Linked DNA regions of Homo sapiens: region 1 is linked to region 2. The links are chromatin loops, found by intact Hi-C in ENCODE. Cell type or tissue: heart right ventricle. All regions are shown on one strand. Links, peaks and the distances in the headings refer to the core of each region. The heading gives the core; the rest is flanking DNA. Region 1 overlaps TMC1 (transmembrane channel like 1). Region 2 overlaps ZFAND5 (zinc finger AN1-type containing 5).

Evidence for each region. Hi-C counts contacts between places; a loop is a spot of excess contacts. Peaks named below come from ENCODE experiments on the same cell type or tissue, not always from the same donor. Only the 100,000 strongest peaks of a DNase experiment are listed, where the experiment ranks them.
Region 1: a loop joins it to region 2, with 3 times the contacts of the local background. A loop is called at or near these places in 9 of 110 quality-filtered maps.

The regions. Positions count from the first base shown.
Region 1 is chr9:72,806,352-72,821,802 of GRCh38, reverse strand. It overlaps TMC1 (transmembrane channel like 1), which reads right to left. Exons shown (of 24, transcript NM_138691.3): 19 at 5,593-5,660; 20 at 722-961. Among named protein-coding and RNA genes, the nearest start is that of LINC01474, 60 kb to the left of the region's middle. In heart right ventricle, for the core only: no CTCF peak of the experiment used is centred there; no DNase peak of the experiment used is centred there.
Region 2 is chr9:72,342,506-72,357,956 of GRCh38, reverse strand. ZFAND5 (zinc finger AN1-type containing 5) reads left to right here. Exons shown (of 7, transcript NM_001102420.3): 6 at 901-1,026; 7 at 1,856-6,544. The coding sequence ends at 2,004. It overlaps LINC01504 (long intergenic non-protein coding RNA 1504), which reads right to left. Exons shown (of 5, transcript NR_110952.1): 5 at 14,747-15,451. Among named protein-coding and RNA genes, the nearest start is that of ZFAND5, 15 kb to the left of the region's middle. In heart right ventricle, for the core only: no CTCF peak of the experiment used is centred there; a DNase peak (open chromatin) is centred at 6,220; H3K27ac peaks cover 2,887 bases.

The DNA of each region.
Region 1 (15,451 bases), core at 3,285-11,284, 460 kb before region 2:
GGTAGTAATGCACAAGAGAAGTAGTGATAGCTGACCACGTCTGGATGTGACGGCCCAGAGTCAGGCAAACTCACATCCAGACCACTGTCATCAGACCTTGCTCTTAGCTATCCTCTAACATGGAAACAGCTCAGATTCACCATACATATTTTACCCAGGCAGAGCCTGGAAAAGTATAAAGTATTTTCTCTTTTATGATTCCCAAATGAGGAAATAGACAGAACTTGCCTAAGAATCTCCATGTCACCTATTGAACCTGAATACCCAAAGGATCTCATTTCTTTCTTTTTTTTTTTTTTTGAGACAGAGTTTTGCTCTTGTCCTCCAGGCTGGAGTGCAATGGCACCATCTCAGCTCACTGCAACCTCCGCCTCCTGAGCTCAAGTGATTCTCCTGCCTCAGCCTCTCAAGTAGCAGGGATTACAGGCACCCACCACCACACGCGACTAATTTTTTTTTCTTTGTATTTTTAGTAGAGACGAGGTTTCACCGTGTTGGCCAGGCTTGTCTCGAACTCCTGACCTCAGGTAATCTGCCTGCCTCAGCCTCCCAAAGTGCTGGGATTACAGGCATGAGCCACTGCGCCCAGCCGGGATCTCATTTCCACCAACCAAAAATGTCATTGTTTGGGGGGAAAAAATAGCTTATACAATGAATGACCATTCCCACCTCCACCCCCGAAAGAACACGATGCCTGAGTCAAATTTCAAAAGCAAGAGACCTGAATGGACCACAATCAAAAGATGGTGGGAGGGACACGATCATGTACAAGACAGGCATTGTGGACAGGAAGAGGATGAGCAGTAGCATGCCCAGGTAGAAGTTATTTGATCTGGAAGCTTTGAAGACCCTGGCCTCAGGAACATTGCAGCACATAACGGCCCAGCACTGGAAGTACATGGATGTATGGAGTCGAAGGATATTGATGCCTGGGAGGCTGGGAGCAAAGAAGGAGCCCATCCTAGAAAGAAAACAGAACTCTGCTCAGTTTTGAGTCTTTACTCCATAACAAAGTCACACTGCACCTGTTTATTTGACATCATGCTTCTTTTCCAAAGGCAGAAAATACACTGCCACTTTCAACCAGACAAACCCTTTTCATAAAGAAACTGCACTTATCTATTTCCAACTTCTAAACACATTTTGCCACTTTCCCCATTATTGTAGGAATTGCATATCATAATTATTTCATAGAAAGGATGCTGTAACTAACTATACCTACTATCATTAGTGAATTTAAACTACAACAGAGTAAACAATATTTACAATTGTTTTACTTCTTTCTTCTAATTCTAAAATAAACTTTCCCCAACACTTATATCATTGACTAATACACCTATAAATATAACTTGTTAAAAATAATTAACCCTTAAAGTCACTTCTTCTACTCAAAAAAACTGTACATTTGCATTAATCACTTCTGTCATGAATAATTAGTTTTTGCTTAATGACAGGAGGTCAAGGTTGCAGTGGGCCACGACTGTACAAATGAAAAAAGTTTTTTGCTTAATGAAAGAAAAAAATTAAAATAAATTTTCTCTTTCTGATGTTGATCATTTTCTCTTTGTAGGTGATATGGTGTTTTAAAGCCAATTGCAATGATGTGTTTGTGCCTCCTAAAATAGGGTTTTATTGAAAATTTATAACTAGCTTATAGGTTTTTGAGATGAAAATTCCACACATTTATTTAAATTTAGTTTATCTGTTTACTTTCTTACTTTAGCTTGTCTTGGGAATTCTCTGCTTTGTGCATCTGAGTTTTTATAAGCATTTTAAAATACTACTTTTAGGTGGGAACAACTTAGGTGTGGTCACTTTTACTTGATGGCTTAGTTGATTATTTCAACAAAATAAGTTTCACTCTTCTTGGATGAGAAAATTCATTAGCACCATAAATCAATATAAATAGCAATTTATTATTTCAAAATCAAAAAGAAGATATATGTGCACTTATTTTAAAAATGTAAGGGGAGCCCTGTCTTTTAAACTGTCCTATCTATAATGAAGCCCTCAACATTTATAGCTAGGTTTAGCATTTTGTACTCCCTGAATAGTTGTTTAGCCAATCCAACGTAAATTTGGTTCATTATAGAGACATTTTTAATTTAGATGAAGAAATTAGTTTCCACTATAATTGAACTTTTGCCAACCCAAAGTTAACTCATTTATTTGAAAAGTGGAATATTGTCACAATTTGGGCTGTCTTGTTGACAAGATTTCGGACAATAGATACGAATGATATTTTACCATAATGAATTGAACAAAGACTTTGTAGGAAGTTAAACTATTTTTTTCTAATGAGAAGACAGATTTTAAAACAATACAGTATACTTTTGTTACAGGACAGCAAGAGAGAGGGAACGCCAAAAAAGTGAGCAAGTAAGCAAGTGATAGTCCCAGCTAATGGGTTAGAATTGCAAAGCACTAGATTATACTCCCCAATACCAATACATGTTGATGTAATACACTTTGAGTCTTCCTAAAAATCAGGTGGTGACATCACTTGTTTTGGCCAATAAAGTATGAATAGAAATTAGGTCCTTACTGCTGGGTAGAAACTTTAAAAGTCCTGTGTGGTTTTCCTTCTCTTCATTCTCTGCTAGTGTGATAGCAATGTTTCAGATGGATCCTATTCCATCAGTCTGGGTCTCTAAAGTGAAGGTAAGTTCTAAGAGCAAAGCTCTTCTTCCACCCCACATTGAACATGTTCCTTTTATGAGCTGCTACGATTTTGAGGTTGTTTCATTGCTGCATAACCTGATCAATTCTAAAATATAATTTTGCACGTAATTCAAAATCGAGACTTGCCTAAAACCACATATATTTGTACCTATATACGTGCACATTGTTTGTATGTATATGCTTATTATTTGTGTATACATCTATAAATAAATTTCAAAATTTCAAAATAAGTATCACAAAGACATTTTAAACAAATAACTCAAGAGCCATAAGCTAGAAAAATAAGTCCTGGCATAATAATATCCGAATGTTAATGCTCATCCTATCTTTACTCATGCATTACTAATCAGCTCGGCTCACTAAGTCCCTTACCCAGGCATGATCCCATCATCTGTCAGTAAAAATCATTGTAACACTTTAGCCTTATAAAATTCTTTTCTTCCTGGAAGATCAAAGAAAATGAAAGCTTCTTTTATTTAACTCTCCTTATTACATCAGCGACATGTACATGTCAGGTAAATTATTCACATCTGATCAACTGAGAAAGTGAAGAAAAAAAGGTGATAAACCTGGCGGGAGAGTACCCAGTGAAGCAGTGTTGGAGCAATGTCCAAAACTCATTTTCTCTCTCACTGTGTGTTCTCTGCCATTTCTCAATATCCTGCTATGATAAAGATATTCTGTGCTTTCATCATTTAAAAATATTAGCACAGAAACTATCATGTGTATTTCAAAAAATAAGTGCGTAAATAAAGGTTACTAATCATTCAACCAAATCATAGCAAAATGGATTTTATCTATAAATGTTGATGTTAACAACATCTGCGTAAATAACCTCCACTACTCAGCGATTCCTAAAGGAGTAATTCAATATCTCCAGTCACAAGCCAATGGAATTGAATAAAACATCCCCGTACATTTTTAATTGTTTCTGTAGAAAATGGTTAAGCTCAGGCATTATATCCTCATGCTTCATAAAATAATGGAACGATTGTGTGTGAGGACCTTTGTGCAGAGTCAGCCTACTAATTTTACATTACACCTGCCCCACACCTCCCTCTACATGACATCCCCCTCCCTCATCAGCCTCCTAGGGTTAGGAAAAGAATATTTGTGCCAAGCATTGACGTGAAGGTGAATAATAGAATAATGGTCAGTTTGCTTCTGGAACTTTGGAAAGTGTGTGAATATCTTTGTATGCTCAAAAAACTCAATATTCTCTTCAAATTAGCCAGAAGCAAGCTTGACCACTGTCTGAAGAATTAATAAACAGAAAAAGACAGTGCAGAGATTTTGATAATGGATCTGCCCACGAGAGAACTGGAAAAACATGTTAGATATTTAAGAATTTCAATATGAACAATAGTGGACTAACATAGTTGCAAAATCAGTAGTGAAACCAAGCAGGACAGCCATTATAACAGCTTTTCTGACAATAAAAACAAATTTCTAGACCAATCTGTTGTCTTAACTCTGAAAGAACACAATCGACGTGCAGCATATGTCTGCGTGAATGGTACCCATGAGGCCTGAAGGATTTATGACACTTTGTGTAAAAGCCACTGATAGAACAGTGGTTTCTCATTACTCCCATAGCCGTGTTAGCCATTTTCTGCCATAACAGCAAATTGAACTCCAGGAAATGAAAGCTCAGAACCCACAGAAGCTGCTCCCTTTACTTCTGTGTCAGTAGACGTTCCTCGGGCCACCTTGACTTTCCTCCCTGCTTGGAAAATGTAGGATGCATTTCCTTCCTTAGTGAGTCTGGACATGTGAGTCATACTTGGAAAATTTAGAAAGGAAGGGAATAAAAATTAGATTTTTAAACCTACCTGACAAAGGAGGAAACAATATTTTTATAATATCTTTTCCATATTGATTCACCTAGTCAGGCACAGGAATTTAACAGTCATCCCATGGCAGGACGATGGAGCCCTGGAGAGTTGTCTTTGTGTGACAGAAGCAAGACGGTTTTAGCATTTGCAGAGGGGTCCGGTGTCTGTCAGCACCCAAAGGTTTAATAATTCAGGACAGATCTATTGGTACAATATATGAAACTTGTTCAAAAACTGAGTCTATACCGGCACTTGTGAATAGGACAATGGTATGGTTGGCAGCATAATATTGTCTTAGGCACATGTCCCCAGGATAAAGTAGCCTTATTGTAACTGCTTGTAGGCTGGAAATCTGAAGTGACAGATTTCCAAGACACATGGTCCCCAGATGAATCGGATGTCGTGATTCAGTTTTTAAACTCAAAAACGATTTCTACTGTATCGACTCATCTTAACCTGTCAAGTTTACAGTGAGAATGCTCTAATTTGATAAAAGATATGACAACCCTTCACACATCAAAAAAAATAATTCTGATGTGCCATGGCCCTATAAAACAAGTTACAAAATGAAGATCATATTTTAACTCGACCTTCCTAAAACATGCGTTTCATCTCGATAAACTATTGGATTTGATAAGGTATTATTTTTAAAAGTAGCTATAAGTTACATTTTAAATATATTTAGTAGTGACAACAAAATAAACTCGGTCTCTCGGAAAGGCCTTATGTTAATTTATTTCATACTTATCATGTGGTAATGTAATTATTAATGTTTTAATATTAGATCCTGGCGTCACAAAATATAAAAATATAGTCCTCAAATAAATCTGCTAACCAGAACACAGACTCCCATTATTTGATGAAGAAGTGCTTTGCAAAACAGAGAGACACCTTTGATGACTGACATTTAAGATATGAAAGAAAAGGAAACTATATACAGGCATCCACTTTGCAAAAGTAAATATGGAGTTAGACACCGATTGTATTCTCCTCTAACACCAGGATTCAATGCTGTATGCAAAAATAACCTGGGAGGCTTTTCTGTAAGTGATAAGCTGTCCAACAGCTGGCCTACCAGATCATGCCTTGGTTGAAGATCAGAGCGAGGACGTTGCCACTGATGTCGAATTCGGTGTATGAAGGCTAGAGGAGACACAATGTTCATTGGATTAGCGTCTCACATGGTCAAAACTGAAAGGCAAATTGTTCTGCATAGGCATGGCTAGGGTTTCAATTACTTCCCTTCAGCAACAATAGCAGAATAATCACTAGGATAAGTAACCAGATATAAATAAAACAAAGAAAGCACCTTTTTTTTTTTAAACACAGTGAGACTCATTTTTAAATGCTGTCATCCAATGCTATGAAAGTACAGCAAGACAGGCTCCCTTATACACTGCTGGTGACAGTAAAAACTGTAGCAACCTTTCAGAAAAACAATTTGACAGTACATATTAAAAGCTTTAAAAATCTTATTCTTTTTGATTCTGTAAGAAAACTTCTAGAATCTGTCTTAATAAAATTATCTGATGTGATGATAAACTTTAACAAGCAATGATGAAACCATCTAAGTGTTGAACATTAGTTATGTATATACAGTATATTTATACTATGATATATTGCAATGAATTACAATCATTTTGAAAGAATATTTATGTACATGAGGAAAACTGTGCTCTAATGTTAAACAAAAAATATAAAGCCACACATTAATCAACTATATGAAACTATGCACAAAGACTGGAAAATAATCAGCAAGATAGTCATACTTTATATGCGGGTGATGAACTATAGTTTTCCTTTTCTTTTTCAAGTTTTGCATATTAAAAATTTTTTCAATGAAAATGTGAATTAACTTTAACATAAAGTAAATACAGCAAAAGAAATATAAAAAAAGCTTAAGAAGTTACTCAATTCAATGTCCAGTCTCCATGTCTTGGATATTAACCTTCATGCTCAGGGCAGCAACACTAGGCTGTTTTTTGTACAGAGGAGCCACAAAAAACCAATAGAATGGAAGTGGTTAACTGTGATAGGGTGGCCCATCTAAAGGCTTCCTGGTGATGCATTAGGCATCCTAACAGGAGATTCTAACAATGGAGTAAATGCTAATTAGCAAGGGCAATAAAACTGGCTCTTATTTAATTTGGGATAGAGAATCAGAGGAGACTGACCAACTGGTAATAAGGGAATAAGAATGCAGTAAATACGAAATGAGAGGGCCAAGAAGACCACGAAAAAGACACCAAGACATTGGCAGGTTCCTAGCACTGCTCAGATCTTATTATCTCCAGGTGTGCTTCAGACCACACATATCCCCATAACAGCTCCCTCCCCAACACACACACACACACACACACACACACACACACACACACACACACACACAAAGATGATCCAAGAGAGCCTCTGTTCCTCCCAAACCCAAGAACTCAAAAATATATTTGTAAAAAGATAGAATTGGTTCCTGATTTGGAACTCCAACAAAACCATTCTCAATTTTCAAATGCTTGGCCTCAAGAGTCTCATGAATCCAGGCCTCAACTTCATCACTTTCCTAAAAGGCAGTATTACTCTCCTATTCAACTGAAACATAGGGACAATCTCCCTTGTAACAGATTCAGGGAAAGAAGAGCAAGTATGGCATAACAGGAATGGTTAACCCTCAAGGTAAAATGATAGGATGATACATAATGAAATAATAAAGAGTCCTGTGTATTAAACAGAACAAAGATGACCTGGATAACTGCAGTATCACTCTAGATACTGTTGAAGGACAGCTACAAAGTGTTTCGTTAGTTTGCCGACTTTCTAGAAGGGCAATGTTCACAAGAGGCAAAAAGGTTTGGTTGACAGTTTTTGTGCTGAAATCATCAATGGAAAAAAAATGTGTCCTTCATGGAGAAAAATGAACTGCTTCTTATCTGGAGAACATTAACTCTGAGTCTTTTTCCTTCTGGGGGAGTGCCCTGCTCTGGATGATCTTCAGCACTTTTCCCCTGGAGCCCTGTGTGATCACAGAACACATCTGAAAAATGCTTACTCGGTTGGCCCGTACCCATCTGTTGCCTTGGAACAGCCTTTCTCTGTCTCTGTTTAAAAATCAAATCTTAAGCCTTCGCCTCCTTAGAATGGTATCATGAGGTGGCCCACCAAACTACTGAACGTGGAGAAAACTCAACGTTTTAAATGCCTGTTTTCTTCACTCTCTCACAAGCACATAGAGCTCCTGAGGGTCATTAGAGATGAGACATTTTATAACTAGTTGACTAGAAAAGCATAAAGGACACCCTAGGGTCCCTAGCTTCCTGCTGTGTTTGCAGCAGGGACAGCTGGAGGAACAACCCCCTTGATCTATAAATTGGCCTGATGCACAGAAAGGATACAGGGTGGCCATACTGGACCAAGTGGATTTGTAGAACAGACATTTGACTGGGATTCAAACCTGCATTTTAGACTTCACTCTACCATTTCTTAGCTAGGTAAGCTGGGCAGGTCACTTATCTCATTAGGCTTAGTTTCCTGACACATAAATCAAAAATGAACTAGACCAAAGGTCAGCATACTATGGCCCATGTGCCAAATCTGGACTGCCACCTGTTTTAACAAATAAATTTTATTGGAATACAGCTATATTCATTCATTTATATATTATCTATGACTGGTACTAAAACAACAGCATTTAGCAGTTATAATAGAGACACCATGGCTTGCAAAAGCTAAAATACTTACTATCTAGCCCTTTACAGCAAAAGTTTGCCAACCTCTGAACTAGTTCATTTCTAAGATCCCTTTCTAGTCTAAAAATACGTTATTGGTTGAAAATTAGAACCAGTTATGAAAGAATTGCTTCTCTGTAAACACCTTAGAAATGGAATTTAACTTATGCAATAAACACAGAAGCTCTCACTTTAAAACTAAAACAAAAGAGAAGGCAGAAAAACTACACATATGTAGTATAAAAGTCAGTGCTCATTGTTTTAGAGGTAGGCTTTTATAAACATTAGGTTATATTATATTTTAAATTTTTAAAGCAATACTTTAATAAATATAAATCAATTTGCAATATATTTTGTTTGTCTCTAAAATAGAAAAAGCTCAAAGGTAAAAAACGGTTAGGGAAAAAGAAAAAAAAACAGATTCTCTTGAACTTTGAGATCATAAAATTATTTGAATGAGCTAAGTGTAATAAACTCACTAATGACTGCTCATTCCTGGTAAGACTGTTGGGGGCCAGCATCAGAAAAGCCCATGTGGATTTGGGCTAAAGTCCATCATAGTTGAGGGATTGGAAATGATGTTGTTTAATTTTTGGACCTTTGCTTGTGATGTGCTAAGTCAGTCATCCACCCAGAGGGAAGACATATGGTGCTCACTTGACAAAGAAAAAGCCTGGGAAGATCTCTTCTCTCTCTGCAAGTTTCATTATTTGAGGCAGATTGCCAACCTGTGGATAATATGAAATGCAATTCAGGATCTCAGAGAGAATTAATTCTGTTGTGGAATGAGTTGCCTGACCTTCTGCACATAAATCCCATTTCTCACAGCTGGAATCACTCTGCTTAGAGCTGCAAGCTAGTCTGGGCTGTGGCTCCAGAGCAGTGGCTTTTGAGTGTGGTCCTCAGACGAGAGTCAGCAGCATCACCTGGGAACTTGTCAGAAAAGCACATTCTCGGGCCTGGCCTCAGATCTACTGAATCAGAAATGCTGTTTTCACAGGTCCTCAGGGGATTCTGATGTATGCTCAAATTCCAGAAGCACTGATCTAGGACAAACTCTAGCCTCGTCTGCTAGGATGATTGAGCACTTGAGGCTTTGTACTTCAACCCTAGTTGAGAATAGGATCCTGTTAACTGCAGACAGATCCTGTCCACATATTCAAGGAACACTTAAAATACAGTCTGCATTGTCCCTGTTCCCATGTTCTCAACCCCTTATGGGATGCTGATGATTTCTTCCTGATTCTTTATCATTCTACCTTCCCGAACTGATATATAATATCTCCACGTTCCCAGCTAGAGAACAGTTGATCTTCTAATTCTGTATCCCAGTTCATTTGCTAACTCCATTCTACCACAGGTAGCCTGCCTAAGCCTATGAGCACTTTGAGTTCCAAAAGCCATAGGTTTAGTGTATGAATTATTCAAGTTTTGGCAGAATTTTTAAAATTTCTAGAGTCAAGCATTACGGTGTAAATTCAACATGATGGAAATTTGGTTGATGGCTTTGAAGGTGATGAGACTCGAGTTTCAGGCCTAACTCTACCACTAACCATTAATGTGTCTTTGAGCAATTATTTAACATCCTCTAAGCCTCAGTTTACTGTAAAGTAGGAACAATAATACCACCTCACAGCATTGCTGGTACGATCACATGGAATAATACATGTAAAGTATTTTGTAGAGTTTCTGATACAAAATAAGCAGTACATTGAGATGTGACATAATACAATATAATATGATTGGGAATCCACTAAGGTAGTCAGTCAATTATATGCCTCTTATTTATGGATAATCCTGAGCATCCTTCATCAGACTTTAAAGAAGTCTCCCATCGCTGTTCGGCTCTCACTTACGAGTGAGCAATGATCACCTTAAAAATACAACTGTGAACACCATGCTGAGTTTATTGAACATTCCCTTACCCCATCATGCCCTGAATCTAATTCTATTTCTTCTTGAATATTCTTTACTTGCTTTGCTGGTAAATAGTAAGAATGGTGTCAATGAAAACTGAAGTGAAGATAAAGATATTCTGCATTGAACTGCCAAAGAAAACCCAAAGTTTACAAGAGGGCACACTTTGTATTAAATTAGAGCAGTTAAAATCCTTCCTAGGGACAAACTATTCTACTCCTCATGAACTCTTCTGAAACACTGAGAACTGTGCTCAGAGAAGCCTTTGGAGACATTAACTTACATTACATTAACTTACATTGGTCTGGTAATCTGCTCCAAGCCAGTAATTTTTCCACCTTAGTTAATCTTCATAGGTTTGTTGTGATAACATTATGACCATAAATTTGTGTCTTGAAAAATATTCACAATCCCTTTTAACCCAGCTTACTCAGATAGAGCCAGTACAGAAATCAATACATTTAACATAACATTTTCGTCCAGAAGTGTACTTCATTGTCCTTATTATTCTCTGGCTACATAAACTTAGGAACCTCATTTCAATTCACAGATGCAATTTTTCATATGTTAAATACATGCATTACAACTGGTTGTGTCAAAATCCACCTAACTTTAGCATTCTATAGATCTCTGAATCTAATGCTGAAATCTGCAGAGTCTCTACAGAGGCTGTTGTAATAAAAGTGAATAGACTTTTTTAAAGCCCTCTACTGTGACTGAGCAATTCAACTCAGAGAAATTTATCATAAGAAAATAATTTGTACATCCACTATGATTTATCTATGAAGATACTTATGTACATGGATATAATTAAATGTCATCACAACACTTATTATCATAAGAATAATTAGACAGTTCAACTTAAAGCAAATTAAAAACTAATTAGATTAATTATACTACATTTGCATACAGAATATTATACAACCATTTAAAAGGTATGTTACAAAACAACAGTTAATAGCATTGGGAAATGATCAGTGTTAGGTAAAACAAATAAAAGCAAGTAACCAGTCTACTCTACTACCTGTTTACACACATATATACGTATACAAAAGTATATATGTGTATATTTATAAAAATCTGTTACTATATATAAATATGTAGCACTTGTTATCTAACACTATTTGATTCAACAATCCAAATAATTAATCTCATTAGTGGCAGAGATTACCTATGATTTTTACTTTCATATTAGCTTTGTTATATTTTCCAAATTTTCTACAATAAACTGGCATTATTTTTGGAATTCAGAAGAAAAAAATCATGTGCTTTGTGTGTGTGTATACATGCACATGCATGCATACAGTAGAAAGGACCATGATTTTATCTTTTATTTCTGACAGAATTCTCAAGTATGTCCTCTGCCTATCTCAGGTTGTCCTTCCCTTCATGACAGGTACTTTCTGAAACCATATTATTGATTAGCAGGTCTAGGAGAATAGCAGAGAAACATTCTTATTAGCCTTTTCTGCTCTAAAACAGCCTCATTTTAGTTTTTTTTTTTTTTTTTTTTAATCTATGCCTGGATTGCCCACACTATCTATCTCTGGTGCTCTGTCTTACACTTGTCCCTCCACCGGGAATTCTTTCTTTCATCTCTTGAAATCCTGATCATTCTTCAAGACTTAGTTCAAATGTCTCCTCCTCTGTGTCTGCATTTCTACTGATGCACGCCTGTCTCTCTCTCTCTCACACACACACACAAACACACACACACTTTCTCTTCAAGGGCCATACAATTGATTTCTCTATTTATATCGGGAGCTTGTAAGAGAAAAGAGTGGTGAAGAGTATGAGGAACTGGAGAATGAATATCCCAACTGCAGATGGCAGTGGTTTCTCAACTCCAGCCAATTTCTCCCTAGTGGGAATACAGATTTAATGTTGCCAGCCTTTCAAGAAAAACAATAAATCCATGTGTTTTTATGTAAGAGCTCTCATTTTAAAATATTAGCTCATAAAAAATGAAACAAAAACAAACACCACCACTGGGCATACCAAACAAAAATATCCATTAGCTGAATCTACCCTGCAGGCCAAATTTGCAACCTCTACGTAAGTCTACATCTTCTACATCCCTGTATTCCTTTATCACCTAGCACAGAGTTTGTTCATAATGGCTTGCACCTAGTAGGCCCTCACCCGTGTAAGCTATCCATTTGGTAAGTCAATGACAATGGGATCTACATCAAAGATTCGTCATCCATCATTAATGTTTTAAAACTTGTTTTGATTCTGACAGAGCTTTTTTGAGCCTTCCAAAGGTAACGTGGGAGAAAATTCCTTCTCTGTGACCTAAAACAGGAACTTGTCTTTTTTCCTGTACTTTCTACTAACCCAGGAACACTGTCAGCAGTCAATAAATAATAAATTACAGTCATTTAATTACAGCTTTTATGCATCCAGGTCATGTAATATTGACTTCATATTTGCACTCAGATTTTCTGCCACTTAAGAAGAAGGCAGCCAAGGGATAAAAGGTAAGTACAAGCCAAGCAATGGTCTAAGGAAGAAATGGCAATTTTTATGTCTGCCTCAGAGGAGCTGAATCAGGTAAGGAAAATAGAAATGAAACCAAGCCAGCTGAATACCTCATAGCAAAGAATGGGAAAGCAACACAAGAGCATCCTGTATCTGTAGCCATTACCTCACTGTCGTTCACCGAAGAGCATTACCTAACTGCTTTTGGCCAGTCCGAGGAGGCACTTTCAATGAGGGTGATGGAGACGACCTTATAAAAGGTACCATCTCAAAGTCAGACAGCCAGACAGATCTAGCCTGAAATCTTGAAAACAGTCCTAACTGTTGGACTCATCCAGAGACTAGAGGGCAGGAGATAAAAGAGATAGAAGATCAGCTATAAAGGATATTCCCTCACTGGTGAGGAGAGAAGCATTACTGGCTCAATAACTCAAAAACATTACAAACACTGAGACTCCATGGGCACATGCTTCGAAGGAGGCAGAGTTCTGGCAATAGACAGTGCTGCCTTGATGGTGCAAAAATGAGAAGGTTCAACATTCAAACAGCCAGCCAACACATGCTGCCTGCTACGTGACTCACACAGTTCAAATAAGAGAGGTCAGGGCCTCTATTTTCATAGAGTATTCTTTCTAACAGAGGGAGATAGACCATGAGTACATTTTACAAGAGTAATGTCAAATAGATGCACATCTTATGAAGAAAACAGAACAGTGTGTTGATATAAACAGTGCCTGATTGGCTACATTAGAATAGGTGGTCAGAGAAGAGCACTAAGGAGGTAACATAATAGCTGAGTCTTTAATGACAAGAAGAAACCAGCCATTCCTAGCTCTAGGGCAACAGCACCCCTTGCGGGAGAAACAGCAATTACAAATGCAAGGACCATCTTGTGTTTGAGCATAAAAAGCAGCCCATGTTTGAGCATAAAAAGAAGCCCATGTGAACTTTACAAAGCAAGAGCAAAAGAGGTAGCAAATGACTTGAGAGAGAAAGAAAAGGAGCAGATCATCCAGGGTACTGAAGGCCTAGAAAGGGATTTGGAAATCATTCTAAGTACTTGAGAAGCCACTGGAAGATTTTAAGCAAATGAGTACTACCAACCCCCCAGGTCATATTTTCCAGGATGACTGAGACCAGTTTGACTCAAAGGAGGACAGTGGAAACCAGGCAATGTGCTAATCACAGGGTGATGAGTGTGCTGTTGCCCTCAGACTTTGTTGGGGGACCTGAGGATGACCATAGAAGGAAAGCTGGTGATGGAGTCAGCACCAGTGTGGTTCTGAGAGACCTGAGCCATTGTTTCAGGAAAAGAAGCCGCCCCTGCCAGAATTCAGCTCCACCACTTGCCAGATGCATGACAGCAAACTAGGCCTTCCTTGAACCTTCTGCAGCCTCTTGTGTGTGTCTCTTTCGAGCTCTTATTAGACTGTGAACTTTGTGAAGCAAGTACCATATTTATCAAATCCTTTTATCCACCCCATCTACTGCACAGTGACTGGCATATGATAGTATCCAGGAGTTTAGTAGAATTCAAAGGCATAAATAGAATATGCAGTTGATATTAGCCATCTTTCCCTGCTTCTAGAAATGCTAGTAAACTTATAGGGAGAAGGTGGGCTACAGGGCCAAGATTTACTGAGTTCAACATTTCAGCTGACAAGTTGAGGTCCATTGCTTTTGCTATCTTGTGCTAATTTTACTAGAATATTGTAAACCATGATACTCGAGTCTGAACTTCTCTGCATTATAAATGTACTCATTGGTCTTCATTTATTGCACCTAAAACGGTGATCCCATCCACTAAACTCTATGATGCCTTTCTCTTATATAGTGTGTGTAAATGACGAATTACAAAGGAAAAACCTTATAAGCGCAAAATTACTCCCTCTCCCTCTCCCCATGGTCTCCCTCTCCCTCTCTTTCCACGGTCTCCCTCTCATGCTGAGCCGAAGCTGGACTGTACTGCTGCCATCTCGGCTCACTGCAACCTCCCTGCCTGATTCTCCTGACTGAGCATGCCGAGTGCCTGCGATTGCAGGCTCGCGCCGACACGCCTGACTGGTTTTGGTGGAGACGGGGTTTCGCTGTGTTGGCCAGGCCAGTCTCCAGCCCCAAACCGCAAGTGATCCGCCAGCCTCAGCCTCCCGAGGTGCCGGGATTGCAGACGGAGTCTCGTTCACTCAGTGCTCAATGGTGCCCAGGCTGGAGTGCAGTGGCGTGATCTCGGCTCGCTACAACCTCCACCTCCCAGCCGCCTGCCTTGGCCTCCCAAAGTGCCGAGATTGCAGCCTCTGCTCGGCTGCCACCCCGTCTGGGAAGTGAGGAGCGTCTCTGCCTGGCCGCCCATCGTCTGGGATGTGAGGAGCCCCTCTGCCTGGCTGCCCAGTCTGGAAAGTGAGGAGCGTCTCCGCCCGGCCGCCATCCCACCTAGGAAGTGAGGAGCACCTCTTCCCGGCCACCATCACATCTAGGAAGTGAGGAGCGCCTCTGCCCGGCCGCCCATCATCTGGGATGTGAGGAGCACCTCTGCCCGGCTGCGACCCCGTCTGGGAGGTGAGGAGCATCTCTGCCCGGCCGCCCCATCTGAGAAGTGAGGAGACCCTCTGCCCGGCAACTGCCCCGTCTGAGAAGTGAGGAGCCCCTCCGCCCGGCAGCCGCCCCGTCTGAGAAATGAGGAGCCTCTCCGCCCGGCAGCCACCCAGTCTGGGAACTGAGGAGCGTCTCCGCCCGGCAGCCACCCCGTCCGGGAGGGAGGTGGGGGCGTCAGCCCCCCGCCCGGCCAGCCGCCCCGTCCGGGAGGGAGGTGGGGGGGTC
Region 2 (15,451 bases), core at 1,461-9,460:
GTAGATATAAATTTTGTTATTTTTGTGTTAAAGAACTAGTGGCAGTGTGGGCTTTAGTACAGTAATGTATTTTTTGTTCATTGTGAGAAATTTTATTGATGCCATGTGTACACTGAAACTTAAAGCCTTTTTAGGTGGAGAAACGGTGGGACTGTTTGTAGATGCTATCTCTGTCGATAGTGGATGCCCATTTTAGATAAGATTCTTGTTCTGCCTGTGGAATCCTTAATAGTTTAAAATCAATACTTCTCGAGTAGTTTCTAAAGACTGTTTGCCGATCTGTTTTTAAAACCAAGGTTTAAAAAAATCTTTCAAGTCTTCCTATGATGTTTAGTGCACCTGTGAAAATGGTAAAATGATTGTTTTGGAATTTTTGGATCTGACGTTGATTTAGGGATGAATGGTTTGAGTTTTATTTGTCAAAATTTGCTGTTTTTATATCTACAGGATTTTTTTTCCTATAAGCATAAAATCAAAGTTGGCTACTGTTATTTACTGTGATGTAATGAATTTGAACTGCCCTGATTGAAAAGTTTGCATTTAGGAAATTATAACGTGGAAAAACTGAGCATATGATTAACATCTCCCAGCTCTTTAAAACAGAATTAGGATTTTGTTTTTAGTACTGGCTGTTACCAGTGTTTTAAAGGAATTTCTTGAGTGAAGCGATCATTTTACAAAATTAGAGAAGCAAGTAGTATGGTGATTGGCAGGAATTTCTCAGATTTGAATCAAGTTCTGATGTTAAAATGGAAGATTCTGTTTAAAGCTTGTATTTTCAAGGAATACTTATAAACATTTTTATCAGGCATCTTCCTGTTTCTCTTAAATACTTCCTTTTTTGACTTAAAAATGTTAGCCAGTGAATGCTTGACAAATTTGTGTTTTTGTCCTTTTCAGTTGTCACTCAGCCCAGTCCATCAGTTTCTCAGCCCAGTACTTCTCAGAGTGAAGAAAAAGCTCCTGAATTGCCCAAACCAAAGAAAAACAGATGTTTCATGTGCAGAAAGAAAGTTGGTCTTACAGGTATTACAAAACACAAGACAATGTATGTTTTACTTCTGCAGTTAACAAGGAGCTTTTGGTCACTCCCTAAGAGACTAGTTGGTCTTACACATAAAAAAAAAAAAAAAGCCTGACTAGCTGTAGTCTAGGAAAGGTGGAGGAGGTGGTATTGGGGTGGAAAGAAGTTGGGTTTTACTTCCATTTGTCTCCTAATCATATAAAACTATTAACTCAGGCCCTCTTATTTTATTAGATTGATAAAAAGTTTTTGTATACCTAGGGAAAATGTTACTGAACTAACAGTAAGCGCCACCTACTTTGAGCTATGCAGGGAATGTTCTTGGTGCTTTTTTTCTTGTCTCCTTCAAATCTCAGACCTTGATGGTTGTTTTCACTTGAGGAAGCATTACTTAAGATATGGTAGGACTGTGTTTTGAATCCAGCTTAGCCTAACTCCAGAGCCTGTGTAAATTTTATCCTGCGTTGCATCTACAGGAGTCGATAGAGGGAGAGCATCTGGGAGAAATTAGCTGGCAGATAGCCCATTTTGTTTTCTCCACGTGGTTTGGCTTACCAAACACTTCGCTATTGCCCTTGCAAGGAAAGACTGAACATAGTTATTTGAATTTCTCACCATGTCAAAGGAAGTTAAAAGTTCCTTTTCCAGGTTAACGTGATAGACTCTGTAAGAGTTGACTGTGTCTTATCACCAGGAAGTGGAAGAAAAGAGTTCACTGTCTTTTATGTTACAAAGCAATGAAAATCTGGTTCCTTTTCTATAGTGACTAAGGCTTTTTTTTCTTTTAATTGCCTCAAGTTCTCAAATGACTCTACTTCTTCGTTTGTACAGGGTTTGACTGCCGATGTGGAAATTTGTTTTGTGGACTTCACCGTTACTCTGACAAGCACAACTGTCCGTATGATTACAAAGCAGAAGCTGCAGCAAAAATCAGAAAAGAGAATCCAGTTGTTGTGGCTGAAAAAATTCAGAGAATATAAATTACTTCTTGTGAAGAGACTGAAACTTTGTTTTTATTTTAATATATCGTAGGAAAACATTAAAGAGCAGATGCATGGCCATTTTTCTTTGATGTTCTCCAGAGTTTTACATTACACTTGTCTGTCTTATAATTGATATTTTAGGATGTTTGGGTGTTTGTTACAGGCAGAATTGGATAGATACAGCCCTACAAATGTATATGCCCTCCCCTGAAAAAAATTGGATGAAAATCTGCACAGCAAAGTGAAACACACAGATAATAGGAACAAAATGTAGTTCCCATGTGCCAAACAAAATAAATGAAATCTCTGCATGTTTGCAGCATATCTGCCTTTTGGGAATGTAATCAAGGTATAATCTTTGGCTAGTGTTATGTGCCTGTATTTTTTTAAAATGGTACACCAGAAAAGGACTGGCAGTCTACTTCTACCATAGTTAAACTTCACCCTCTTTAATTTCACAACATATTCTTTGGAAGCAGGAAGAAATGCTCATAAAGAGGATCAGACCTTCTTTCCCGTGAAACCAGTATTTGGCGCCATATATAAGCCTGGTTAAATTGGTCATCTAAAGCTGTCAAATAAGACATTCTGTGAAAGGTAAACATCGAAACTGGTTATAAGTAAAACCATCAAGCCAACAACAGGGTCTTGAGATAACCTTTGAAGCTTATTGTACTGGCCTGCACCAGAAGATGTCTGCATTACTCATTGCTAAAAATGTGTAGCACAGAACTGCACTAGGATTAATTTGTTTACAAGAAGAAATTTAAACTCTACGTTTGGTTTTCACATACAGCAGCTCTATTGAATAACATGCATCTGAATTTTAAGTTGCAAAGGTATCTGAATAATTTTTCATGTGCATCTTTTGTCGAATGTTTTGGTTCAAGAAAGAATGTTTAAAGCTTTTTAAAAGACTTCAGTTCTTAATGTAACTGTACCCTTCTGCATGGAAAATCATAACCAACATGGCTGCAGTAGACTTCTTAGTGGTATCCAGCACCACTTGCAGAGGGCTGCTTTATCATATTGTACTTGGGTGTAGGACTCTAGTGTTCTTGGGTGTATTGCATGGGCTGCATTATCTACAGCATTGTACAATAACAACTAGAAAAGGCAGTATACTTCACTGATGCTTGTCTGGTAATAATCACTTCTGTGTTATAATGGAAGGTTTTTTGTGATGTATGAAACTTGTGTTTTTTATATATAAATGAGTATAGTTAGTGTTGTGGTAATGCCTGTTTTCATCTGTAAATAGTTAAGTATGTACACGAGGCACTACTTCTGATTTATTGCAATGTTCAGTCCTAGTTTTTACTTTTATTCTTAAAGCATTCAGTTTTGCTTTCAATTTTATGTACCTTAGTTCTGAGTTAGACCTGCAGATGTGTACAGATAGTTCATATTTATGTATTGCACATAATCATGCTATTCAGCATTGATGCTATATTGTATTATGTAAATAATAAAAGCCATGTACAGAGGGAAACTTCACTTGTTCATTGGGTTTTTAAGCCATAGTTGGAGTCCTAAAGGGGGAAAATTAGAAAATGTTACTTTACATGGCTATATAATTTTTTTTCCTTTGCCATCGCTGAACTTGTTCAAGTGATAATCAAGAGATATTAGAAGCATTTGCAGGTATGATACCTGATAGGCAGTTTATTTTTGAAGAATTCAATAGGCACCTTTGGGATTAAAACAATTTTAAAATTTGAGAAAGATGAAATTTGAACAATTATGGCCTACCTCGCTTCTCCATGTTGTAAAAGATGATGTTTTATGACAATTCTGAAGAAGAAAGTAGGTATGACTTAGTTTACAAAAAGAGTTCTGTTTTATTTCTGTTTTGGGTTTGGCTCTAATACAGAGATTCACCCATGGACTTGGTCTCTGTAGCGTTTATGCCAGATCATAAAGAACAAGGGGTGACAGGTACATGTTGACTTTACCTGGGGTAAATGATTACCAGAGTGCAACTGTTGCTTCTCTGTGATGGAGTTTGGGGTGGAAATACCCTAGTTTTATCTGTCAGTTCTTTGCATGCTGCTACTTTTGCTTCAAGTTAGGGAGGTACATATGTATGTCAAAGTTCCTATACTGACATAGGGTAGTATTTCTCTGAATATGAAAAGTCACAATTGAGTTGAAAATTTAGAAGTTGAAGATTTAGAAGGGCAACTTAATTTTTCAAGTTAAAAATGGAAGTAAGAGTGGTATAGAGAAGGTAAGATGAGCCCTCGGACTCCATCACTCTGAAGGTCTGAGTAGTAGCAAGAGATAGATTTTTGTTTGGCCAGGCTGCAGTGCAATGGCGTAATCTTGGCTCACTGCAACCTCTGCCTCCTGGGTTCAAGTGATTCTCCTGCCTCTGCCTCCTAAGTAGCTGGGATCACAGGCACCAGCCACCACGCCCAGCTAATTTTTGTATTTTTAATAGAGACAGTTTCTCCATGTTGGTCAGGCTGGTCTTGAACTCCTGACCTCAGGTGAGCTGCCCGCCTCGGCCTCCCAAAGTGCTGGGATTACAGGCGTGAGGCACCGCACCCGGCCAATCAGTTTTTTTTGTTTTTTTTTTGTTTGTTTGTTTTACAAGAAACATTAAACCAGATCAGAACAAAGATTTGTCAGGGTTGTCCATTGACTGGGGAGAAAGGGAATCAGTGTGTAAGGCACCTGAGAGGACTCAGTTCTACCCAAATTCTTGCATTCAAACCTGAATGCAAGGCCATGAAGTCCTTTGAAATGTACAGATATTAAGCAATTTAATAATATACCATGTTTCCCTTACATAAGCAGACAAATATTTACACCCCCATGACCTGAAGTTTTGTTAGGCTGTGACCACATGAATTCGCAGTATAAATGGGTGAGTCCTTTTTGAAAACCTCATCTTCAGTGTGCCTGATCTGTAAAACTAGAGCCTCAGGTTTGATCCTAGGTAGGCTTCCCACAACGTGGGGAAAATTAGTTTGTGAGGGAAAGCTGTTTCTGAGCATTATGGCATAGTGATTAAGATGAGGGACCCTGGAACCAGCCCGTGATTTTGGGCAAGTTATTTTAGGTCCACTTTGGACTGCTTCATCTCTTAAATGAAGACAGCAACCACCTTCAGGAGTGTGAAGGTGACAACACTTAAAACTGTGCCTGGCACATTGTATTTGCTATTGTCTTAATGTTCTGGAATAATGGTTTCCATAACTTGGGAAGAAAACTTTGAGAACAGGATTGGTTACATCAAGTTGTATAGTGAAAAGATAAAGATTTGTTATTTAAACTTGCAGTTTAAAGTCATTAGAATCATTCTTTTCCGTAAGGCTTTCTTTGCAAGAGATCTGCATTAAATAAAGTTGCTAGGAAATAACTAAAATTGGGGAAATAATCTAATAATAGCAAGATGTTAAGCATACTATTATTGTATTTTGGGGGTTGGTAATAACATTCACATGGATTTATCAATACACACTGAGAAGCAAAGCCTCTCAAGCTGTCCCATATCCTCCATTTCAAAGGCACACATACATTTTAGGTAACTCATAATTTAGAAAGGTTATTTAATCTTTTCCACATGTAAATATTTGAATATGTACAAAGACTTGATTTGACTCTTGTCTGTTTTTGTTTTGTTTTGTTTGTTTGAGACAGAGGCTCCGTCGCCCAGGCTGGAGTAAAATGGCATGGTCTCAGCTCACTGCAAGTTCCGCCTCCCGGGTTCACGCCATTCTCCTGGCTCAGCCTCCGGAGTAGTTGGGACTACAGGCACCCGTCACCACACCTGGCTAATGTTTTTTGTTTTTTGGGTTTTTTTGTATTTTTAGTAGAGAGAGGGTTTCACCGTGTTAGCCAGGGTGGTCTCGATCTCCTGACCTCATGATCCGCCCACCCCGGCCTCCCAAAATGCTGGGATTACAGGTGTGAGCCACTGCGCCTGGCCGACTCTTGTCTGTTTGAATGCAAAGTTCTCAATAGTGGTTTTTGTCCATAAGTATTAACTTATAATTTTGGAGAGTGATAGGTATGGTTGCTGGTTGATTAGCAATAAGATTATGTAGCCTTAAACTAGCTAGAAGAGTTTGCATGGGTGAGGCAACAGGCTGTTAACAAAAAGAAACTGGAAATACAGTTTCCCCTGTTTGTTTCTCCTGTTTGTACAATCTGCTTTAAAAACAAGTGAACATGCACCATGTCAGTCATGGTGAATCGGCCAACAGCCAGCCCTTGCCAGTTGACATCACAGTCTAAGATGGGAAACTGGTACAGATAGACATGAAGAGAGCTTAGCAGTGGTTGAGGTGGTGACTAAATATACAGTCATTGAATAAATACCGTGTAGCAAATGTAAAAAAAAAAAAAAAAGTACAACAGAATACAAAAGTGCCATTTAATATTTTATAGCTATTTCTATGCACAAGTGCTGGTTTTAAATTTATATAAAAGCAAAGACTGTTTCTGTGTTTTCTTCCAGAGTATTTCTGTTACAGCCATAGAAGTAAAGTTAATAAATGTAAGACTTTTTTTGTTTTGTTTTGTGCCATAAATGTAAGACTCCATTTTGTCTGCAACTGCTAAGTGCCACTTTCCTTTTATTATGGGTAGGGATGTTGCTAAGGATACTTAAGTAGTTAAGAGCAAGATGAAAGAAGTTACAGATTATTTTCTAGTTGGCTAATCTGTGTTGAATACATTTTTTATGATGATTTTTATTGACACCACAGGACCTCAGCCTGTATATATTGATAATGTAACCAAAGCTGCTCAGGAATTGGGGTAATTTTTCAGTCAACTCAGAAGTTAACAGGAAATCCTTGTTACACATTCTTAAATTTTAGATAAGTGCAAGAACTATTAACAAAATAACATTAAGCACTTACCTTGTAGAGCTCAGGCATCAGCCAGGAAAAAAAATACAAATAAATTAGCCTAATGACCTCATCTTAAATACTTGTGTCTGGGTAAATTTTTCAGACTGATCTTGTGAATATAATCCAGGATAAATTAAAAATGTTGGCTGGTCCTTGCTATGTAATATGCTTCTGCCCTCTTGTCCCTTCCCATCACTAAAAATGTATTCATACATGCAACTACAATACCAGTTGACAAATACGATTTAGATTTTCTGTTGTGTGGTATTTGTCTACTATTATAGAACCTCAAGCATTTCTCTAAAGAAAACTCTTACACATCTTGGTGTTGTGGTTTCATGTCCACCCTAATGAGAAAAGTTCTTCCTTAGTAGGGTCATGTTTCCTGAGGAACCCCTACCCTAGATTTATCCCATAGTAGGTCTTATAAATAATATCCACATACTAAAATTATTTGGCTTCTAATGTTAAGTTTTACACTAATATTGTAAAAGTAACTCTACAGTCAAAAATTGTAATATTTAAATAAGAATAATCTGCCATCCGAGCCATTAGCCTTTAGCATCTGTGTTATATTTTAAAATGCCTGCAAAAATTGTCTATGCGTAAACAAGTTGTTTTTAGTTATACTGTGGCTTATTTGGTTGGCATGAAAATTAGATTGCTTTGCATATCTGGGGTAGCATAACCAGTTTTATCAGTGGCTAGATTATATCAGATGACAAAAATAACATGAGACTTCAGAAGTCTGATAAATAAAGTGATGATACCTATTAGAAGTGGGTGCAATCTATAGCCATCAAAATGTGATGCATTCATATTCAGGCATGGTCCTTTAGCATTCGAGTGATAGGCACTTTTATTTGAGTCTTTGAATGAAAGATAGGCTTTTAAAGTGGATTAAAGGATAGCAGTTTTTACTTGATAAGTTGGGACCCATGGTAACAGCAAGCATCCCACTTATAACTGGTGTCCATTCAGGGAAAAACAGATGTAACCATTATGTGACTCAATACAAAGAAGAAGATTACACTGGTAAAAAATACTAAGTGAAAAAAAGAAAAACTAGTAAAAAATACTAAGAGGATTACATTAGTGAAGATTCAGGGTGTGAAGGTGTGAAGTAAAAGGAGAGAAGATTAACAGAATAGGTTTACCTTTATTTGATCTCCTTACAGGGATCTATCTTCCATGGTGACTAATTCTCCTATTTTGGTGAAACTTTTCAGGTTGATGGATTTAAAAGAATAGTATAAACCCAAAATTTTCCATTTTAAGGTCATGATTTTATTTTTTACTCTGTGGTTCTTAAATACAATTTACTTCATTTTATATAACACCTGCCAAGAACAACCTAATAAACAAGATCTGGTTTAGGTTTAATAAAATTAAAATGTGTTTAACAAAACCTAGAAATGATGTGAATTTGCTCCTAGGAAACACTGAAAGCATGTGAAAGGAATAGCACTCCAATCCAGCAGTTTATTTTATTTGTGCTTTTTAATAATTGCTATTTTAAATTCTCTAAGGAGTTGATAATACATAGTCATTTCTATTTGGCTTTGAAGCGATCCAAGTATATATGTGGTTTGTTTTATAAAACAACCACAAAATACAGTCTCCCTATGAACATATGCAGAGTGGTCGGAAAGTCTTCCCACTCTCTAGGCCAGAAACATCATGATTGCTCTCATATCTGACTAAATACTGACTAAGACATCTCAAACTCTACATTTTGTCCAAACTAGAGGAGTTTTTGACAATTTTTCTGGACTGGGGAGGTTATTTTTCAAAGATCCCTATTAAATTTTAGGAATCAGAAGGGAATCTAAGAAAATTACTTATTTAATCTACAAACTGATAAACTGAGAACCTAAAGTATTGAAAATCATTAAATATTCTATAAAATCAATAATTTACCAAAAATAGAAAATGCTTAATTACTTCATTTTTATTTATTTATTTAGAGACAGAGTCTCACTCTGCCATCCAGGCTGGAGTGTAGTGGCACGATCTCAGGTCACTGCAACCTCCACCTCCTGGGTTCAAGTGATTCTCCTGCCTACTCAGCCTCCTGAGTAGCTGGGATTACAGGCATGGACCACCGTGCCCAGCTAATTTTTCTATTTTTAGTAGAGACGAGGTTTCACTATGTTGGCCAGGCTGGTCTCAAACTCCGGACCTCTGGAGATCCGTCCGCCTTGGCCTCCCAAAGTGCTGGGATTGCAGAGGTGAGCCACCACACCTGGCCTTAATTAATTCTTTAGAATGCTGTCTACCAATGGTTCTTGGGCCAACAGCCGTGCTTTAAATTCCCTACCAGTGCCTTCCTATATATATATATATATATATTTTTTTTTTGAGTCGAAGTTTCACCTTTGTTGCCCAGGCTGTAGTGCAATGGCATGATCTCGGCTCACCGCAACCTCCGCCTCCCGGGTTCAAGCAATTCTCCTGCTTCAGCCTCCCAAGTAGCTGGAATTACAAGCATGTGCCACCACACCTGGCAAATTTTGTATTTATAGTAGAGACGAGGTTTCTCCATGTTGGCCAGGCTGGTCTCAAACTCCTGACCTCAAGTGATCCGCCTGCCTAGGCCTCCCAAAGTGCTGGGATTACAGGCGTGAGCCACTGCGCCCGGCTTCCAATAGAATTTAATGTAGGCCAACATGTAATTTAAAAATTTCTAATAGCCACATTTTAAAATGTGCTATATGTACTATCTTCAATTTCTTAGAGCATATCTCAATTAAGACTAGCCACATTTCAAGTGCTCACTACTCATATGTGGCTATTATTACGTAGTGTATTATGCCATTCTTGTGTTGCTGTAAAGAAATACCTGAGATTGAGTAATTTATAAAGAAAAGAGGTTTAATTGGCTCACAGTTCCACAGACTACAGGAAGCATGGCAGCATCTGCTTCTGGGGAGGCCTCAGGGAGCTTTTACTCATGGTGGAAGGCAAAGAGGGAGCAGGAGGAAGAGAGAGAAGGTTGAGGTGCCACACACTTATAAATGACCAGATCTCACAAGAACTCATTATCACAATGACAACAGCAAGAGTATGTGGTGTTAAGCCATAAGAAATCGCCCCCATGATCAATTCACCTCCCACCAGGCCCACCTCTAGCACTGGGGATTATAATTCAACATAAGATTTGGGTGGCGACAAATATCCAAACCGTATCACATAGTACACTCCTAGACTGTGCTTAAAGCCTTCTTTAAGGACTCTAAACAATTGTCACAGCTAATCAAATCTGCCCAATGATGTGTAGCCCCTTATACGGAAGCCCCCACATTGGTTTGAACATAATACCTGGTACTGAATAATAGCATTTCAAACTTTAAAGTTAGTTTTTCAGCAGTACACTTTTTTTTTCTCTTTCTTTCTTTCTTTCTTTTTTTTTTTTTTTTTTTGAGAGGAATCTCACTCTGTTGCCCAGGCTGGAATGCAATGGCATGATCTTGGCTCACTGCAACCTCCACCTCCAGGGTTCAAGCGATTCTCCTGCCTCAGCCTCCCAAGTAGCTGGGATTACAGGCATGCACCATGATGCCCCACTAATTTTTGTATTTTTAGTAGAGACCTGGTTTCCCCATGTTGACCAGGCTGGTCTCGAACTCCTGACCTCATGTGATCCACCTGCCTCTGGGATTACAGGCGTGAGCCACCGCGCCTGGCCAGTGTTACACAATTTTTTTTTTTTTTTTTTTTTTTTTTTTTTTTTTTGAGACAGAGTTTCACTCTTGTTGCCCAGGTTGGAGTGCAATGGCACAATCTCAGCTCACCGCAACCTCCGCCTCCCGAGTTCAAGCGATTCTCCTGCCTCAGCCTCCTGAATAGCTGGGACTACAGGCATGCGCCACCACATCTGGCTAATTTTGTATTTTTAGTAGACATGGGGTTTCTCCATGTTGGTTAGGCTGGTTTCGAATTCCCAACCTCTGGTGATCCACCTGCCTCTGCCTCCCAAAGTGCTGGAATTACAGGCGTGAGCCACCATGCCCAGCCAGTGGTACATATTTTTAAAACTAAAGATCAAGAGCTGGATTTTAAAATGAGCTAGATGTATGCTACTCAGTAGAAATAAAATGAAACAGGCCTGTTAAAGCTGTTACAAGAGGATTCTCCTGGTTTACATCTGTGGGAAGCTATGGTATCTTCTGGGAAGCCATTGAGAACTGAGAGGAGCAAACACATTCCTGTATTTGACACTGGGCATCTTCCTAAGGCCTAGGCGTGCCACATGTGAGCAGGATAAGTGAGGCATTCATAGTTTCAGCTTTCAAGGAGATCATAAGCTAGTACAATGGACAAAAATAATCTTCTGAATTACTAAATTGGTCGTGTTAATTTTAGAACTGAAAAAGTAAATTCCTTTTGAACTTCATGAAGATCAATGGTCAGAATTTCAAAATTAATGTTGGATATTATTAGGTGTAGATTGTTACTTGAAGCCTCTTCTACCAGGGAAAACACATCTTACAAAATTTGTAACCATAGTAGGTGGAGAGTAAAGTTTTCCTTCTAGGGTGGGAAAGCAAAGGAGTAGATGGTGGTTAGATACTGGCTTTGAAGTTTGTGACTCAAAAACTGTGTGACTCTAGAAAAGTTACTTACTCTTGAGTATTTTAGTGCATTCATCTATGCAGACTTTAAGAATTAAAATGATGTATATAAATACATTTAGTCGTGGTAAGCACATTGTGAGGGCTTGATAGAGATTCAGTGTTTTAAAATTGGTTTCAGGGCCGGGTATGGTGGCTCACGCCTGTAGTCCTAGCACTTTGGGAGGCCATGGTGGGCGAATCACGAGTTCAGGAGATCGAGACCATCCTGGCTAACACGGTAAAACCCCGTCTCTACTAAAAGTACAAAAAAAAAAAAAAAATTAGCTGGGCGTGGTGGCTGGCGCCTGTAGTCCTAGCTACTCAGGAGGCTGAGGCAGGAGAATGGTGTGAACCCGGGAGGTGGAGCTTGCAGTGAGCCAAGATTAAGCCACTGCATTCCAGCCTGGGTGACAGAGACTCCATCTAAAAAAAAAAAAAAAAAATTAGTTTCAACAGGGCTAATAATCTCTGCAAAAGATTATATTCACAGATGTATAAAAGGCTAGATTCTGATCTATGGAGTGTAACAATTGGTCATTTTTTAATCAACTGAAATTCATTTGGTAGAATGGAAATGAAATCCCACCACTAGTTTTCCTGTGAGGCTGACAAGTCAAGCTGGGGTCCATAAGTCCCTGAAATTGCATGCAAAATTTGGTGTCTGTGTTTCTTGGTAGAATTTTTAAAGAGAGATCCATGACTCAAAGACCCACCATCTAAATGGCCTTCCTGTGAAGATACTTGAGCACTGTAAGAGAGAAATACATGTTACACAAGCCAAGAATACCAAATCTGCCTTGCTTCTCTAAGACAATATAAGAAAAAGAATGAAATACCTTTTCTCTTCTTTTTAGAGTCAACAACAATGGTTCCATGAACTGATGGAGAAAACACATGCCTCTTATTAGAGGCAACAACAATGGTCCATGAACTGATGGAGAAAATGAATTGGTGGGTCACAAATGTAGTCCTCTGGTTGGTCCTTTTAAAAATAACCTTGCCTTGACATTTAGTTTGCTTTTTCCTGATATTTCTCTCCCACTCCTCTCAAACTCAGATCAGGGTCTTAAGACATCATGCTTTACATGATGCATGTGTTCGCAAGCCAAGAAATATGAGTTTCAAGTGTGTCATCTTACATAGTAATTGTCTCAATCATGTAAGTCCAAATATTTTCTTATAGTCCTGGCTGATTCGTCAAGGTACTGTTCTGTGTAATGGAGAGAAACTAAATCATCTATAACCTACTATTTCCAAGGCTAAAATAATAGAGAAGTTCAAATTTAGTCTGAGTCTGTTCAGGACATCAGCACTTGTTTATTACTAAGTGTTCCCTCTTCTGCTGTATACTTTCTCCCTGAACCTGTACCCTAGTTTGCTATTGCTGGAGGGATGCCTTAGAATCAGTCTTTGAAACTCTTCTAATGTTTATAATACCTCCTAATCCATTGGATCCAAATATTGAAAATGGATGAGATTTTCCTAAATCATGCTTAGAAAGGTAGCCTAAATCTTTTAGCATTCTCCGAAATCAACTGGAGAGTTAAAAACAAACAAACGGCCGGGCGCGGTGGCTCATGCCTGTAATCCCAGCACTTTGGGAAGGCGAGGCGGGCGGATTGCAAGGTCAGGAGATCGAGACCATCCTGGCTAACACGGCGAAACTCCGTCTTTACTAAAAATGCAAAAAAAATTAGCCGGGCGTGGTGGCGGTGCCTGTAGTCCCAGCTACTCGGGAGGCTGAGGCAGGAGAATGGTGTGAACCCGGGAGGCGGAGCTTGCAGTCAGCCGAGATGGCGCCACTGCACTCCAGCCTGGGCGACAGAGCGAGACTCCGTCTCAAAACAACAACAACAACAAAAAACACACACACACACATACACATATTTGGATCTCGATTCATTCCCATTGAATCAGAATGTGTGGGAGAATCTTTATTTTTTACAGCTCTTCCTAAGTGACTCTGTTAATTAGAATATACTTCTCCTAGGCCGCGCATGGTGGCTCATGTCTGTAAATCCCAGCACTTTGGGAGGCTGAGGCAGGCGGATCACCTGAGATGGGGAGTTTGAGACTAGGCTGACCAACATGGAGAAACCCCGTCTCTACTAAAAAATACAAAATTAGCCAGAGGTGGTGGCGTATGCCTGTAATTCTAGCTACTCGGGAGGCTGAGGCAGGAGAATCGCTTGAACATAGGAGGCGGAGGTTGCGGTGAGCCGAGATTGCGCCATTGCACTCCAGTCTGGGCAACAAAAGGGAAACTCTGTCTCAAAAAAACAAAACAAACAACAAAAAAAGGATATACTTCTCCTAGCTGGGCATGGTGGCTCATGCCTGTAATCCCAGCACTTTGGGAGGCCGAGGCAGGCAGATCATTTGAGGTCAGGAGTTTGAGACAAGCCTGGCCAACATGGCGAAACCCCATCTCTACTAAAAATACAAAAATTAGCCGGATGCGGTGGCTGGTGCCTGTTATCCCAGCTATTCGGGAGGCTGAGGCAGGAGAATCACTTGAACATGGGAGGCGGAGGTTGCAGTGAGCCAAGATCGCACCACTGCACTCACTAGGTCCATACAATAAAAAGAGGTAAATTTGGACAGTCCAGTGGCTCATTTATATGAACTGTCATAAGTATAGTTTTCTATATCTATGAATTAGCCCCATTTTAAAGTACAAGCATATATAGTCTCATTAAAACTTAATTTGTTGTTTTCTATCCATGGGTCACATCAGAGGTGGGTTTTTTTGTGTGTGTGTTTTTGTTTGCTTTGTTTGTTTGTTTTGAGACAGGGTCTCACTCTATCACCCAGGCTGGAGCACAGTGGCACAATCTCGGCTCACTGCAACCTCTGCCTGCCAGGCTCAAGTGATTCTCATGCCTCAGCCTCCTGAGTAGCTGGGATTACAGGCATGTGCCACCAGATCTGGCTAAGTTTTGTATTTTTAATAGAGATGAGGTTTTGCCATGTTAGCCAGGCTGGTCTTGAATTCCTGGCCTCAAGTGATCTACTTGCCTTGACCACGGTGCTGGGGTGACAGGCATGAGCAATAGTACCTGGTCATGTTATTTTGCAAAATGCTGTCATAGAAGCAAACCCATGTCTATTTTAATCCTATGGTTCCTCAATATATAGCTCAGATCTTTCACCTGGAAAATCCTTGCAAAAAGAAACCACTTAATCACATTATTCTTTGGAGTTCTGTGAAACTGAATGATAAAACTGAAACTCATATGAGTAATCCACTCATTTTATCTTCTTTTTCATTGATACTGTTTTATTTGCCGTATTTGAAGGACTATTTAAACTATTTAAAGCTACAGTCACACTTCCCCTGCTCTGAAGAAGGGCTAAGGAAAGGCAGTGGGAATAAAGAATTCTTTTTCTACTGCATTGTATGAGTTGTCTAGGACAAGGAAATCAGACAGCTCCCAGCATACCCATTGTCAGAGTTCCCTGGCACAACTTCAGAATTGTATTCAAAAGTATTTTCACAACAGTAGGCACCCACTTAATTAAATACAAGCACATAATCAAAAAATAGATATAAATATTTAGTTATCACCAAGGTCTTAGCTTCCTTTCTCTAAATGCAAACCAGGGCCATCTGAGCATACATTAAGAAATGCAGAAGAATTATTGGAATGGCCTTTTGATCCCAAGAGATATGGCACAGAGACGTTTAGAGAAGTGTGCCACATGATCTTCTCAGGAACATGGGAAAGGCACCAGGACCAGAGTGAGGCAGAGGTTGACATTAACTGAAGTTTGGACACCTTTGAGTAACTGTATCTCAAAGAGAAATGTAGTAGAAAAAAAACAAGGACCTTGAAATTAGATAGATCCCGGGCTCAAGTCTTTGTTTCAATCCTAATAGCTTTGTATTTGGGGGCAAGTTATTTAATGCTTTTATTTCCTCAACAGGAAAGTGTGCCTCACAAGACAACTTTACAGTGTTCT